Linked DNA regions of Homo sapiens: region 2 is linked to region 1. A link is an interaction called in ENCODE POLR2A ChIA-PET data of the cell type or tissue named here. Cell type or tissue: Caco-2. All regions are shown on one strand. Links, peaks and the distances in the headings refer to the core of each region. The heading gives the core; the rest is flanking DNA. Region 1 overlaps LOC124901586 (a long non-coding RNA gene). Region 2 overlaps GLCCI1 (glucocorticoid induced 1).

What was found. Peaks named below come from ENCODE experiments on the same cell type or tissue, not always from the same donor. Only the 100,000 strongest peaks of a DNase experiment are listed, where the experiment ranks them.
Region 2: POLR2A ChIA-PET joins it to region 1 with 12 read pairs; 3 of 35 experiments call an interaction of 5 or more read pairs at or near these places.

Annotation. Positions count from the first base shown.
Region 1 is chr7:7,907,104-7,914,889 of GRCh38, forward strand. It overlaps LOC124901586 (a long non-coding RNA gene), which reads right to left. Exons shown (of 4, transcript XR_007060206.1): 3 at 129-174. It also overlaps the pseudogene CCNB2P1. Among named protein-coding and RNA genes, the nearest start is that of GLCCI1-DT, 58 kb to the right of the region's middle. In Caco-2, for the core only: no CTCF peak of the experiment used is centred there; DNase peaks (open chromatin) are centred at 4,418 and 4,858.
Region 2 is chr7:8,004,762-8,012,547 of GRCh38, forward strand. All of the region lies in intron 2 of GLCCI1 (glucocorticoid induced 1), which reads left to right. Among named protein-coding and RNA genes, the nearest start is that of GLCCI1, 40 kb to the left of the region's middle. In Caco-2, for the core only: no CTCF peak of the experiment used is centred there; no DNase peak of the experiment used is centred there.

The DNA.
Region 1 (7,786 bases), core at 3,082-5,581:
GAATTGGCACTGCCATGGATTGAGAACCACTGCTCTAACTTCTTACAGGTTTTCACATCTGTCCTATTACATTTAGAGCAATGTTAGAGAATTAAAATCTCTTAAAATCTCAAAAGGGAATCATTTACCTGAAATTCGTTCAGCTTCATGTTGGTGTCCTTTTCTCCTATTAAACTAAAATAAAAAATAAACTTAATACAGAATAAGCCTGTTTATAGAATGCAACAATTTTCATTAATAAAAAAGTATTTGTTGAAACAAGGAATCTGAAAAAATACACAGTTACTTTGCGTATTTTTATTGTGATAATATATGTGTAACACACAATTTACCATTTTAACCATTTTAACCATTTCAAAGTATACAGTTCCATGGGATTACTTACATTCACATTGTTGTGCAATCATCACCACTTTCCATCTCCAGCACTTTTTCATCTTCCCTGATATGGTTTGGCTGTGTCCCCCACCCAAATCTCACCTTGAATTGTAATAAACCCCATGTTTCAAGGGCGGGGCCAGGTGGAGATAATTGAATCATGGGAGCTGTTCCCTCATACTGTTCTCATGGTAGTGAATAAGTCTCATGAGATCTGATGGTTTTATAAATGGGAGTTCCCCTGCACAAGCTTTCTTGCCTGCTGCCATGTAAGACATGACTTAGCTCTTCCTTTGCCTGCCGCCATGATTGTGAGGCCTTCCCAGTCATGTGGAACTGTGAGTCAATTAAACCTCTTTCCTTTGTAAATTACCCAGTCTTGGCTATGTCTTTATTAGCAGTGTGAAAACAGAGTAATACATTCCCCAATGGCATATTTAACATGAATTATATATAGTCATTTGCCATTTGCCAATCTTTTAATTTGGGGCCAAGATCTTTTCTTTGAGAGTGGTCCCCTGATTGGAATTCCCCCTCACCATCTTTTTTGCATGAATTACCTACCACTCTCTAAGATTATCAGTTTTCAATTTTTAAAAAATGAAACAAGACACTTGGAAAGGAACTGAGTGTAGAATCCTCCTAGATTCCCCCAACCCCCTATGTGTCATGCATCATGCTCACAGCTATTTTGAAAGCAAACTAAAAAAAAAAAAAATTGAGAAGGATTCTCGCTGTGTTGCCCAGGCTGGTCTCAAACTTCTGGGCTCAAGCAATCCTCCTGCCTTGGCCTCCCAAAATGCTGGGATTATAGGCATGAGCCACTGCACCCACCCCGAAAGCAAATTTTTAATCACCCTATATTTATCCAGTCTTTCTAACATACTCAATCTAGTTTGTATGGAAACAAAAATTTGTTCTTTTTGCATTTATATTTTGTCAGTTTTCTTAACATTTATTTAAATTATATAATTAAAAAAAGTTTGGGTTCAAACACCCAAATTGAATCATGGAAAACTTCCAGCTGAACTGGTGGGGACAGAAGTATAGGGCATCTAAAGAGCTATCTGCTTGCACATTTAAAGTGAAGGGTGACACGGCATGATCTGGCAAGTCAGATATTATATTAACATAATAGATTGAAAATAGTATGTATACTTGGGATGGTTAATTTTATGTGTCAGTTTAGCTAGGCCACGGGGTGCCCAGATATTTGGTTAAACGTTAATCTTCTGTGTCTGTGACAGTGTTTTTTGATGAGGTTAATGCTTGAATAGGCAGACTGAGTAAAGCAAACTGCCTTCCATAATATGGGTGGGCCTCATCCTATCCTTTGAAGACAACATGAATAAAACAAAAAGACTCCGTAAGGGGGAACTCCTCCTGCCTGACTGCTTTGAGATGGGACACCAGTTTCTTTCTGGCTTTTGGACTTGAAACTGAAACATTGGCTGTTTTTTTAGTCTCCAGCCTGCTAAGTTTCAGATTGGAAATACATGTCACCTTCCCTGGGTCTCCAGCTTGCCAACTGCAGATCTTGGGATTTCTTGGCCTCCATAATTGCATGAGCCAATTCCTTATAATAAATCTCTTTTAGGATCTCTCTAGTAGGATAAATTGGTATATTGTTGTTTTTTTTTTTTTTTACCTTAAGAAAAACCAATAGCTTAATTTTTCCTCGATATATATTTAGAAAATTGGTCTGAGAAGAGTTTTCATGAAACAGACCAGAGAACTATGTATAAAATTAAGAGTTCTAACCCAGTAAGAAAAAGTGCAAAAATGAAGCACACATTCCCAGGGGCCACTGCAGCCTAGGACCCTCCCATCAGAGGGAAGGCAAGGTCTTTGATGGCTTTTGAGTTCAGCTGAGGGATCATGCTGATCTTCAGGAATTTGTTGCTTGCATACTTATTCTTGATGGCGATGAATTTAGTTAAGTTTTCATTTACTTTCAGCACATTTTTGGCCACGTGCTGCATGACTTCCAATACTTCATTCTGTGTGTATCCTGTATAACACTGCTGCTTTAAGTTCCATTTTCCTTGGCCCAGAACCTTCTGAGACAAGCAGGAAGCAGCTGTTGCTGCCTTAGAAGGATGATAATGCATCATATCGTAGTCAATGAGAGTCAGCTCCATCAAATATTTGGCTAAAGTGTGCTGTTCAACATCAGCCTTCCCGGCTTTTGATGCTTGCCTTAAGAAGTGTAGTGGCAAGGGTCCACCCACCTCAAATTTCAGTTCTTTCAAAATTAGTTTCCATTTCTTGGATTTGGAAACTAGTATAAGCATTGTCTGTGATGTAAACAAAGCCTTCAGTATTTGGAGAAAACATCTCCTCATACTTGGAAGCCAAGAGCAGAGCAGTAATCCAAACTAGTTGAAGCTTCCTCTGGGAAACTGGCTGAACCAGTAAAGATCAATCCATAATGGCAACACACACATACAGAGTCTCCTGAAGAAGCCTAAACTTGGAGTGGATTTGCACCAACCAGTCTACCAGGATGGTATGCTTATGTCCATTTACATCTCATCCACCTAAGACATGTGGGTTTATGAACTGCAAAATCTCCAGCTGCCTGAGGTACTGATAGATACCCTTAAATAGTCACTGCAGAGCTGAGGGTTATTCCAATCTTTGTTATCAATATCCTCAATTTTGTAGAGCAAAGCATCAGAAAAAGCTCGGCAGATGTTCTCTTCTTTCACGGAGGCATCCTCAGGTATGGGAGAAGGACCCTTTGGAGCCAACATTTCCATCTGTACTGTTTCACAGAAGCAGTAGGTTTCAGTTGTTTGTTGACATTTGTTGTTTCCCTGGGTTGAACTGGCACTTTGGTGTTCTGAGCTTTCTTAGCTACTTGTGCTGCTCTGGCTGTAACTCTATTTCCAATTTATTCTAAAATGGAATGCCTAATAGTCACATGACTCTTAGGTTTAGAATTAACTCCTGTCTCTCTGTCTCTGCATATACCCATTTACCCTATTGGTTCTGTCTCTTTGGAGAGTCCTAATAGAATACCTGACAACTAAATGCAATGTGGATCTTGGGACAGAAAGAGGACATTAGTAGAAAAACTGGTGAAATTTAAAAAGAGCCTGGAATTTAGTTAATAGTAATGTACCAGTGTTGGTTTCTTAGTTGTAACAAATGTACCATAGTAATGTAAGATGTTAGCAATAGAGGAAGTTGGTTGAGAGCTCTAGAACGCTCTGTATTATCTTTGCAACCTTTCCATAAACCTAAAATTATTCAAAAATAAAAATTTTGTTTTAAAAAATAGCATGTACCATACAATCTCTCTCTCTGAAACTGCTCCTAATTGTCTAGCTTTCTATTTGTATTTATGGATTCTATTCACCAAATGTTAGTAATCTTTACTTTGGGAAGTAATTTACTTCTTTCTTTGTGCTTTTCTGTATTGTTTGAATTTTAAAAATATATATATATATATATTACTAAAATAGTGAAGTCATTTTTTAAAACATTGGAGGCTGTTTTGAAAAGATGACTTCTAAAAATCTTCCAGAAAACTCTATGATCTTTGATTTGGTGTTATTTTTTTAATAGCACTGTCTCACCTATAACATTCTCCTTAGGCACCCAAAAATGATTTTATGATGAGGCTCCAAGATTGATACTCTGTGGCAGGACTTGAAAAATGACCAGGTTGTGTTACCATAAGAACATGTTCCTGTTTTGTTTTGTTTTCTTTTTTATTTTTCTAGTTCATTAAGGCTGCTATAACAGAATACCATAAACGACAGAAATTTATTTCTTACAGTTCTGGAGGCTGGGAAGGCCAACATCAAGGCACCAGCAGATTCAGTGTCTGGTGAGGGCCTGTTCCCTGGTTTATAGATAGCTGCATTCTCACCCTTACATGGTGGAAGGGGCAAATGAATTATCTGGGGTCTCTTATTCATAAGGACACTAATCCCCTTCATGAGGGCTCTTACCTCATGGCCTAATCACCTCTCAAAGGCCATGTCTCCTGATACCATCACATTGTGGGTTAGGATTTCAACATAAGAATGGGGTTGGGTGGGGAAGCAAACATTCTTTAAATAGCACCGACCCATACATAGCTTAATGGTTTATGTCAGTGTGTTACTATAGCTATTTGCTGGCGATAAGCATCGTAAGGAAATGAAAGGCTTTTGGTTGCAATTCTCCTGTGGTTCTGTCCAGTGAAGCAATGAGTCAGGGATTTTTATCTCCAAATCAAAGCAGAGCTCACCTTTTAGTAATTGGAGGAATTAAAAGAACAAATTTCCTAAATGTTCTATGTTCTAGTACAAATAAAATTTTTTAATACTCTGTTTATCCTCATATCTTCTATTTTCTTTGTTCTCTTCATCTTGTCTCTATGTCTCCTGATGTCCAACCTCTCTCTTTTGATCCTTTTTTCTTTTGAGTCAGGGTCTCACTCTGTCACCCAGGCTGGAGTGCAGTGACGACATGATGGCTTACTGTGACCTCAACCTCCTGGACTCAAGCCATCCTCCCACCTCAGCCTCCCAAGCAGCTGGTACCACAGGCACACACCACTAAGCCCAGCTAATTTTTTTATTTTTTGTAGAGACATTGTTCTGCCCTGTTGCCCAGGCTGGTCCAGAACTCCTCTAGGCTCAAATGATTCTCCTGTCTTGGCCTCCCAAAGTGCTGTGGTTACAGGAATGAGACACTGCGCCCAGCCTCCTTTGACTTAAAATATTAGGTCTATTGTAAATTCTCAAGGGAGCCATTTTTTTCTTTTTCCACTCTAATACTGTGAATTCTTTGCGGATGGAGAGACTGTTCTCTTCATTTCTGTTTCCCTTCACCTAGCACAGTCCTCACCCATCAAATCATGGAGGATTGTAGCCACAGCTGCAAATGGAACCCTGGAGTTTTCCAGTTCCTCCTACTCATTCAAGTTCTATGTCTCCCTTCTTCCCTTTGTTTTTCTTTCTCAGGTCCTTTTTCTTCTTGTAATGTAGTTATAGGCTTATCGCCTGTATTCTGTGCCTTCTGAATGTCCAGGCTCTAAGGTCATTCTGCTGATTATATGAGGCCAGGTCTTCCCTTTAACTTGTGCTTCTGTAAGGTAATAATCTAAGCTATACCAGTGGTTCTTAAACTCTAGCAGGCATTAGAATCACCTGGAGAGCTTGCTAAAACAGACTGCTGGGCCCACTCCTAGAGTTTCTTAATTAGTAGGTCTGGGATGGCACTGGAGAATTTGCATTTTTAACAAGTTTCTAGTAGATGCTGATGCAAATACTGATGCTGCTAGTCCAGGGACTACACTTCGTACATCGTGGATCTACATTCTACAGAATCATTGGCTGGGCTAGCTCCTCCTTTGCAAGGAGGCAAAAAGAAATGCAGATGTTCAGTGTCTAGAACTTATCCATAAAGTAAAAATAATAGGAAGAATATACATGTTTTATTTTAAACCCAAGATATAAAGGCGTTTTTTCCCTTATAATGATTATTCTTCAAATCATCTCTATACACCATAAGTAAAGTTAAAAGTGCTAAAGGAGGAAAAACTATTGATATTTCTATCAGAACACATAAAAAGGTTAATTATGGCATGCACGTCTTAAAGATCTCCTTGCCATCTGAGCCATCTCCAGAAATACTTGCCATAGAACAGAAATAGAAATGATTATATGAGTAAATTATCACCCACACTCCTCGCATGCATCATTTCATACCACAAGCCTTTTCTCTTTTCAAGGAATAATGGTTTTACATTTTACTTTGTGATGGCACTCTAATTGCTAAATATAATAGGGGCATTATGCTACAAAGTTAAAAGACTCCAAGTGAAAAGATAAGTCAAATATAGTAATTTCACACAGCCAATGATTCTTCAAAGTATGCTTCTCTTTTTTTCCAGCTGTCTCCCAATTGTGAACTCTCACAGACTCATGAAAATTGAATACTAAGGCAGAGAAAAGCTAACAGGGATCCTAGAATATTTCTAGTCCAGGAGTCTGTAACTATGATCTACTGGCCAAATCTGGCCCACCACCTGTTTTCATAAATAAAATTTTATTGGAAAATAGGCATGCCCATTTTTATTGAGAAACAGCCGTACCCGTTGTTTACATATTCTGTGTGGCTGCTTTCGCACTATAATAACAGAGTTAAATAGTTGCAACACAGACCATGTGGTCCAAAGCTGAAAATATTTACTATCTTGACCTTTACCAAAAAAGTTTACTGACTCCTGCTGTAGTTCCAGCTACTCACTGGACAGATTAGAAACCTGTCTAGAGGGAGAGAGTTGGGGAGGGCAGGAGAGAATGGAGGGAGAGGTAGCTCAGGTTTCCACATTCAAATAGAAACAGGATTGCAGAATGTGAGGCTTCTCCCTAAGCAACTCCTGTAAGAGCTTTGGTCCACTGAAAGCCAGTCACAGCTGCCCTTCATGTATTAGTAGAGAAGGGGACACTGGAGTAAGTTTGTATCTCGTTATAATTTTCAAAGAACCTCTTCAAATGTCCACCCCAAAAAGAAGAGCAGTGAGACAGAAGTGTGCTTTGATGTTAGTCCAAAGTGTTATTTATGGCATTTATTTGCACACGTATACAAAAACACATTAGCAGCCTAACCTTTGGGGCTCATTTCTAATAATGAAAAAGTCCTTTTTCATTGATGAGGAAATCATTAGGATCATCTTGTCTTTCAGAAAGTATACTAGCATTCTGTCATGTAGTATTCTCCATAGTGCCCAAAGCTTTCAGGAGAATATGCCTTATAGTGGGAATTCTTATTTCTTCAAGTTATTAGTCACTAAATTGACAAAAGTATGTGAGTGTGTGTGTGTGTATGTTTACATTGCTATTTTACATAATTTATATATCCACGTCTAAAATAAAATGATATAGTGGTGCTAGGTGTTCCCTAATCTCTCTCATTTATATGTTAAAAATATATCTATTCTGTAAATGAACAGAAGCCCCAATTCCATGGTTTCAGGTAAGTGCAAAGATATTTACAATGAGTTAAAATGGAGTATTGTCACAAAAAAGGACCGTTATTTTATTTGGTCATTCATCAGTTCTTTATTGGGTACCTCTTCTGTGCCAGGAACCCACTGTACTGACATGATACGCACCAAGAGGCTAAGAGGATCTCGTAATCTGATGGGGTGATGGGGGAGGTCACATGCAATACAATGTCTGCAAGTTCTGCCTTGGAGAGAGCCCTGGAAGAGACATTTGAGTGAAGTCCAAAAGATGAATAAGGGCTTGCCATGCAGATATGCACATGCTAGGGAAATGAAATTCACTTTTAATGTTAATTCTCCTGGGAGATGTTCTTGACTCCTTAGTCCAAACCCCTTAATATCCCTATTCTGTGTTCCTATAGCATCTATCTATCACAGGACTTTTCTGTCTGCCTGGCA
Region 2 (7,786 bases), core at 3,082-5,581, 98 kb after region 1:
AAAAGAAGACAGTGTATAATTCGACGTTAGATGAATGGAGTATGTAAATGTGAGGGCATTCAAAGGAAAGAGAACATTTTGGGCTTTGTAGGTTAGGGAAATAGAATAATTAGAGTTTCATGTCCGAAGACTGAGGAAAAGAGAGAGAGTTTTGGACATGATCTGTAAAACTCTGCTTCTCAGGTTTTGTCATTTTCTCAGGCAAGCTTGCAACTGTGAAATTGGCTTCTTCTTTATCATCTGTCTCATCAGTTCTGTCCTTGTAATGTTTTATGCTGCTCTACTCTTTTGATTTCCATTCTTCATTTAGTGAGGAAGAGGATAAGTTTAATATGGCAGGCAGTGGAATTTCCAAATAGAAATAACTAGCAAAACTTAGAGGTGTGGGCCTGGACAGTTAGAGATCTGGACACAGATAATTAATTCAGAACCATCCTTCTAGAGGAGTTAGATTCACAAATATGATAAAATGTAGGTATAGAAAATAAAATTTAAAAATAATTTTAAAAAGAAAAAAATTTAAAAAAATGTACTTATAGAGTATGAAAGAAGAAGGTCAAGTGATGGAGGACTTAGTTTTTGGAAGGGTGCACACACACAAGAAAAAAACTAATATATTCATCTGAAAGCAGCAAGAGGAGGAGGGAGTTAATATTTATTAACTGTGTACCGTGTACTGTTTGTTTTATAACCTGTTTCATTTAATTCTCAAAAGACCATTGCAACATTACACAGATGGAAAAGCAGTCACTCAGGGAACTTAAATGATTTATTTAGGAGCATAGAGCTAGAAAGTGTTGGAGCCAGATTTCTAACACAGGCTAATCTGTTAACCAATATAAGCTCCATTTTTATTATTACTGAACTGGGATTATAGGATAATACAAACATACATATGTATGTATGTACCTAGTGCTGTGACACTGCACTAAAAAATGGTAGCTATTCTTTTTAGATTACCAAACCAACATATGAAATGAATGCTATGTGCTGACACTATCGAGAGGGAAACATTATCTAGTTTTTTTTTTGTTTGTTTGTTTTGTTTTTTTTGAGACAGGAGTTTCTGTCTTGTTGCCCAGGCTGGAGTGCAATGGTGTGATCTCAGCTCACTGCACCCTCCGCCTCCCAGGTTCAAGTGATTCTCCTGCCTCAGCTTCCTGAGTAGCTGGGATTACAGGTGCCTGCCACCATGCCCAGCCAAGTTTTTGTATTTAGTAGAGATGGGGTTTCACCATGTTAGTCAAGCTGGTCTCGAACTCCTGACCAAAGGTGACCCACCTGTCTTAGCCTCCCAAAGTGCTGAGATTACAGGCATGCGCCACCACTCCTGGCCCAGAAATATTATCTTATTCGCTCTTCACAAAAATTCTGAAAAAGAAGAGAAGCCAGAGAAAGAGCGAAAGGCTAAGTGAAAAACTGGAATAGTGAAGCCTTAGAAGTCAGAGGAGAAAGCTATTCTAAGAAAGGAAAAAATTGTTGACAGTATCAGATGCTAAAGAGAGGTCATGGTGATTAAGGACCACATTTAGGGATCAGAGGCACATTGTCTTGGAGAGTGCAGTATTGGAGATAATGCCAGAGTAGGAGACCCTACTATTTGAGAGTTAAGAGAGTGATGTGGAGATAGAAGGAAAGAACGCTGGATATGTTTCTTACACATGTCTGATTTTTTATCTGTGCAGTGGGGTTAATAAAACCTAACCCATAATATTACTGTGTGATTAAGTATGATAATATTGAAGGTAAATTTGGCAAATACTATATACACATTTAAGTTAGTAGTAGTATATGTAGACATGCCCGCTTGTAACATTTGCAGGGTCTGCAGCAAATATAAAGACCAATATACTATATGTACGTAAGTTAAATGAACAAATTATTGAGTAAAATACATTTTGTCCTCCCCCCACTACCCAATGACAAATAATCTTCATATGGACCTGGAAGATGAGGTTTAAACTAAGAATTCTCAGATTCTTCAGAGTTACATGCCGGTATATGTCCACATGGGGCAGGCCCACCAGGCCCATTAGGCCCACCTCGTCTGAGCCTAAGTCCCATTCTCTTCCTACCCTACAATCTATTCTGTACTTTAAGCTGGCTTTACACATACACTTGGACCCACCAGTTCTCACATTCAAGTGCCATCCTCAAAAAGCAAGAACCAGGGAATGGGTCTGCAGACCTTAGAAGCCAAGCCTACTGCTGTTTGTTCAGGAAATTCCTGGTTTTAGATTACCTGGAGTATATTCTACAGCCAGGCATGGGCTCATAACGTCCATGCTCTTTGCTCCCAAGGTCTCTTATCCCATGGGGAGGGGCATGGCTGCTAGAAGGCCAGAGGAATTTCTCCTGAATTTTGAGGTCCAGGATAAGGGCTTGTCTGGCTTGCATCTATCTGGATGTAGGTCATTTATTTGAGAAGTTTGACATTGAAAAGAAGGTAAAATATAGGGCTCATTTTACAGATGAGGAACCTGAGGCTTAGAGAAGTTAAGTAATTTGTACATCATTACATAGCTGTACATTAATATGTACTACATACATATTACATCGTTATGTAATATGTACTACGTACGTAGTACATCGTTATGTAATATGTACGTAGTACGTATTAAGCGTGAGGACAGTGAACCCAGACCTGGCTGATTCTAAAGCGTTTCCTTTTTTTTCTTCAGCTGTCTATTGCCTTTTATGGCAACCACTAACTACTAACCTACTTCTTGCCTCACAAGCATAAGAAATGGTCCTTCCCTAACCATTTATTAGTTTAATTGAAGATACAAGAGATGAACATATGAGATACTTTTTATGGCGACATCCGTTTCTCCTGGATTAACTGTTGAACTCTTAGGGTGGGAAGAACTTGTTTTATTTATGTAGTGGAATTATGTAGTGGACATTGGTGGAAGGAAGGTGGTATACTCAGCTTGCTACAGACATTAAACACCTGGGCTGTTTGGCCTTGGTGGAGGGTGTCTTGAGGGTGTTCTTCCTTTTATATTTCTGTTTCAACTACCTTAATTATTGAGAGCTTGACATAAAAAAATTAATATTGTTTAGTATGTTTACATATTAAAAAGAAGTAGCATAATGTTGTGAAAAGATTGTAGACTTTGGAACCAGATCATGTATTCAAATCAAGGCCCACTGAGGGAACTTTCTGGGATAATGAAAATGTTAATTAAAAAAGTAGTTAATTTTAATTAAGTAAAAATTATTTATATATTAATGGTGTACAGCATGGTAGACACACACACATTTGAAATGATTACATCAATCTATTTAACATATGCGTTACCTCATTTTTTTATGTGTGGTGAGAACACTTAAAATCTACTCTCTTAGCAATTTTCAAGTATACCATATATTTTACTGTAGTCATTATGATGTATAGTAGATCACTTGAAGTTGTTTCTTGTAACTGAAATTTTGTGTCCTTTGACCAGCATCTCCCAAGGACTCCTAGCCTCTGATAACCACTATTCTACTCTCTATTTCTGTAAGTTAAATGTTGTATATCTTTTTTTTTTTTTTTTGAGACAGGGTCTTGTTCTGTTGCCCAGGCTGGAGTGCGGTGATGTGATCTTGGCTCACTTCAACCTCTGCCCCTCAGATTCAAGCAATTCTCATGCCTCAGCCTCCCAAGTAGCTGGGAATTAGCTGGGACTACAGGCCCCTGCCATCACGTCCAGCTAATTTTTGTATTTTTAGTAGAGGTGGAGTTTCACCAGTAGAGAGGCTGGTCTTGAACTCCTTGCCTCAAGTGATCCACTAGACTTGACCTCCCAGAGTGTTGGGATTACAGGCATGAGCCACCATGCCTGGCCAGTGTTATATGTCTTAATAGAAGTTTGGGTTATGTTGGCGAATTCATTTATCGGAACTTACCCAAGTGTACACTTGTGCATTTTGCTGTATAACTTTAACTTTAAAAATACAGAATATGAACAGAAAACAAATACTGAACTCAGATGTTTAGAGATGAAGTATACTGCTGTCTGCAACTTTGAAATGAATAAAAAATAAGATGAATTGATGGGTGGATACCTAGATAGATAGCTGGTGGAGTAAATAGAGCAAAATGTTATTTAGAGAAGCTCAGTATTGGCTTTATGGGCCTTCACTGAACAGTTTTTTTTTTAACTGTTCTGTTTGAAATTTTTATTAGTAAAATGTTAAAAAAAAATTCATGACCCACTGACTTAACTGCTTTGTGACCCAGTCTTAAGCTTTCTTTTCTGTAAATTGAAGTTAGTAATACCCGATTTGCACATTCACACGTTTATTCTGAGGATTATAAGATACAGCTTTACATTTTTAAGGCCTCTGAAGAAATGGATCACTGCTGGTTATTTAGAGTCATCTGTTTAGCCTTGTAGAAAGAAAAACTAAAATCCATTTGTGAAATTTAATATTTTATTACTGTAGCCTTGCAGATACAACCTTTTTAAAACAAAAAATGTATTACCAACTCTTAAAATTGAACTTGCAATTAAGGTTACTATAATAAAACAGTAATGTTTCCTCAGTCTTCACCCCATAGTCTGAGGTGTAGTCTCTGGACAAATTTTAAATTCTGTGTTTGAATGTGTTTTTAAATGCGAAAGTAATATATATTCTTTGTAAAGTGGTCAAGTAATAAAAATAATATATACAGCAATAATCAGAGGTATTTCCTACAACTTCCCAGGTATAGTAATGATTAGAGCTATTCATAAATATTGGCATTCTCTCTCCTGGGCACATGATAGGATTCTACTTCTCTGCCCACTTGAAGTTAAGTGTGGCCATGAGACTTGATTTGGGAAGATGCTTTAAAGAACTGGTGCATTCTCTCTGACAGGGAAGTAACTGTTCATTCCTACTCTGTCCATCTGGGTCACTGACAGTGACAAGCATAGCCTTCTTAATGACCCATACATGTAGTATGAGCAAGAAATTAACTTTTGCAGTTTTAAGTCATTTGGATTTGGAGATTGTGTAGTTACTATCCTATAATCTAGTCTTTACTAATATGCAAAGTATAACCCTTTTAAACAAATTTTTGTAGGCCTTTCAGAGCATAGTATGTTATTTTTATTAATTAAAAGCTTTTCAAAAGATTCAGTGTGGACGTAAAATCAGTATCAAAATAGAATGAAAAAAAAAAACCTGAGCACTGGAAGTGGTTTTTTTTTTTCTTAGAGTTTTGCCATTTGCTTAATTAACTTGTTTTCTTAATCTTATTTAAACATTTAAAAATTGTATCTTTAATGGTTTATTTTCCTGTTATACCTTTATTTGAGTTTTATAGGCCTTAAACTTTTTCTGATACAGTTAGATGCGATTTTCTTTGTATGAGTAGTCCATCCAAAACAGCCCCTGGAACAGGCTACCTCAGTCTCAAAATGTCACCTCTTTTGAAATGTCTATTAAACTAGAAGACATGATGGTGTTAATCTACAGAGCTAATTTTCATTAACAAGCTTTCTGCAAGTGAATGTATTCAGTCTTAACAAGAGAAACCACCACTGCCTTCTTGCTTCTTTCTTCTTTTTAAATGAGGATTTAAAATGCTTTTGATTAGATTTATATTCTAATAAAATGATGGATTTAATGCTTTTTATATATAACTTGTAAAAGAAAAAAGTCACTTGCCTAAACATCGAATTTCCACTTTAGGAATCTGCTCCCTGCCAAGGTCAGCATCCTGTCATAATATCTTATAAAATCTCTGTGCTTCTCAGTTCTTGCAGGGATGCTTAGTGATATATTTATAGACATTCTATAATTATCCCAGAATGTTTTTAATTCAGCTAAATTAAAAGAAGTAAATATTTCAGGTTATGTATTTTTGGGTTTTATCTGATTTTGTTTTAAAAATAATGCTTTTTGATGGTAAAATAATCCATCATATATTTGATGGCAAAATAATCCATAATATAGAAGGACATGAATAGTAGCCACTAACTCCCTAGGCCTACTACTTAAAAAAAGTATTATTAACAGGTTTTTGGGGGACACATATTTTGAGAAATTTTCTGTACCTATAGAAATATATTGTTTAGACATATACACACAGAGATGGAATCATACTTTATATCATATTACTGACTTGCTTTTTCCATTTGATGGATCATGGGCATCTCTCCTTATAACATATAAATCCCTACCTCATTTTTTTTTTCTATTTTTTAAGTTGTGGTAAAATATATATAACATGCTAGGGAGGCATGGTAGCCTGTGCTTGTAATCTCAGCTACTCAGGAGGCTGAGGCAAGAGAATCGCTTGAACCCGGGAGGTGGAGGTTGCAGTGAGCCGAGATCATGTGACTACATTCCAGCCTGGGCAACAGAGTGAGACTCTGTCTCCTCCCACACAAAAAAAAATAATGAAATTTACCATGAGTGAAAATGAATTAACCATTTTTTAAATGTACAGTTCCATAGCATTAAGTGCATTCACATTATTGTACAACCATTATCTCCATCCATGTCTAATACTTTTTTACTTTTTCCAGCTGAAACTCTGTGTTTATTAAATACTAGCTCTCCATCCTCCCCACCACACGCCAGCCTCTGGTAGCCATCATTCTATTTTCTGTCTCTGTGAATATACTCTAGGAACCTCATATAAGAAAATCATACAGTATTTTCCTTTTTTGTCTGGTTTATTTTACTTAGTATAATGATTTCAGGATTTGACATTGTAGCTGTGTGTCAAAATTTCCTTCCTTTTTAAAGCAGAATAATATTCCATTAGATATACATACCACATTTTCTTTATCCATTCGTCTATGGGTGGACATTTAGGTTGTTTCTGCTTTTTGACAGTTGCAAATAATGCTGCTAGCAACATTAGTGTGTGGGTATCTTTTCGAGTCTCGGCTTTCAGTTCTTTTGTATATATTTCCAGAAGTAGAACTGCTAGATCATAGGGTAATTCTGTGTTTAAATTTTTGATGAACTGATGTACTGTCTTCCACTATGGCTGTAGTATTTTATACTCACATTAGCAACGCACAGGGGTCCAGTTGTTTTTTCTTGTTGTTGTTGTTGTTGTTTTTTGTTTTTTTGTTTGTTTTTTGAGATGGAGTCTCGCTGTGTCGCCCAGGCAGGAATGCAGTGGCACTATCTTGGCTCACTGCAAGCTCTGCCTCCCGGGTTCACGCCATTCTCCTGCCTCAGCCTCCCCAGCAGCTGGCACTGCAGGCACACGCCACCACGCCCAGCTAATTTTTTGTATTTTTAGTAGAGACGGGGTTTCACTGTGTTAGCCAGGATGGTCTCAATCTCTCGACCTTGTGATCCGCTTGCCTCGGCCTTCCAAAGTGCTAGGATTACAGGCATGAGTCACCGTGCCCAGCCAGGGGTCCAGTTTTTCTACATCTTTGCCAATATTTTCTTTTTTCCTTTTTTAAAACATAATAGTCAACCTGGTATCTTACTTTGATTTTCGATTTGTATTTCCTAAATGATTAATGATGCTGAGCATCACTTCATCTGCTTTTTGGCCATCTGTATTTCTTTTTTGGAGAAATGTCTATTCAAGTCCTTTGTCTATTTTTGAATTGGGTTTTTTGTTGTTGAGTTTTAGGAGTTCTTTATATATACTGGATATAAATCTCTTATCAGATACATGGTTTGCAAATATTTTCTCCCATTCTGTGGGTTGCCTTTTTATTCTTTTTTTTTTTTTTTTTTTTTTTTTTTTTTGAGATGGAGTCTTGCTCTGTCACCCAGGCTGGAGTGCAGTGGTGTGATCTCGGCTCACTGCAAGCTCCACCTCCTGGGTTCATGC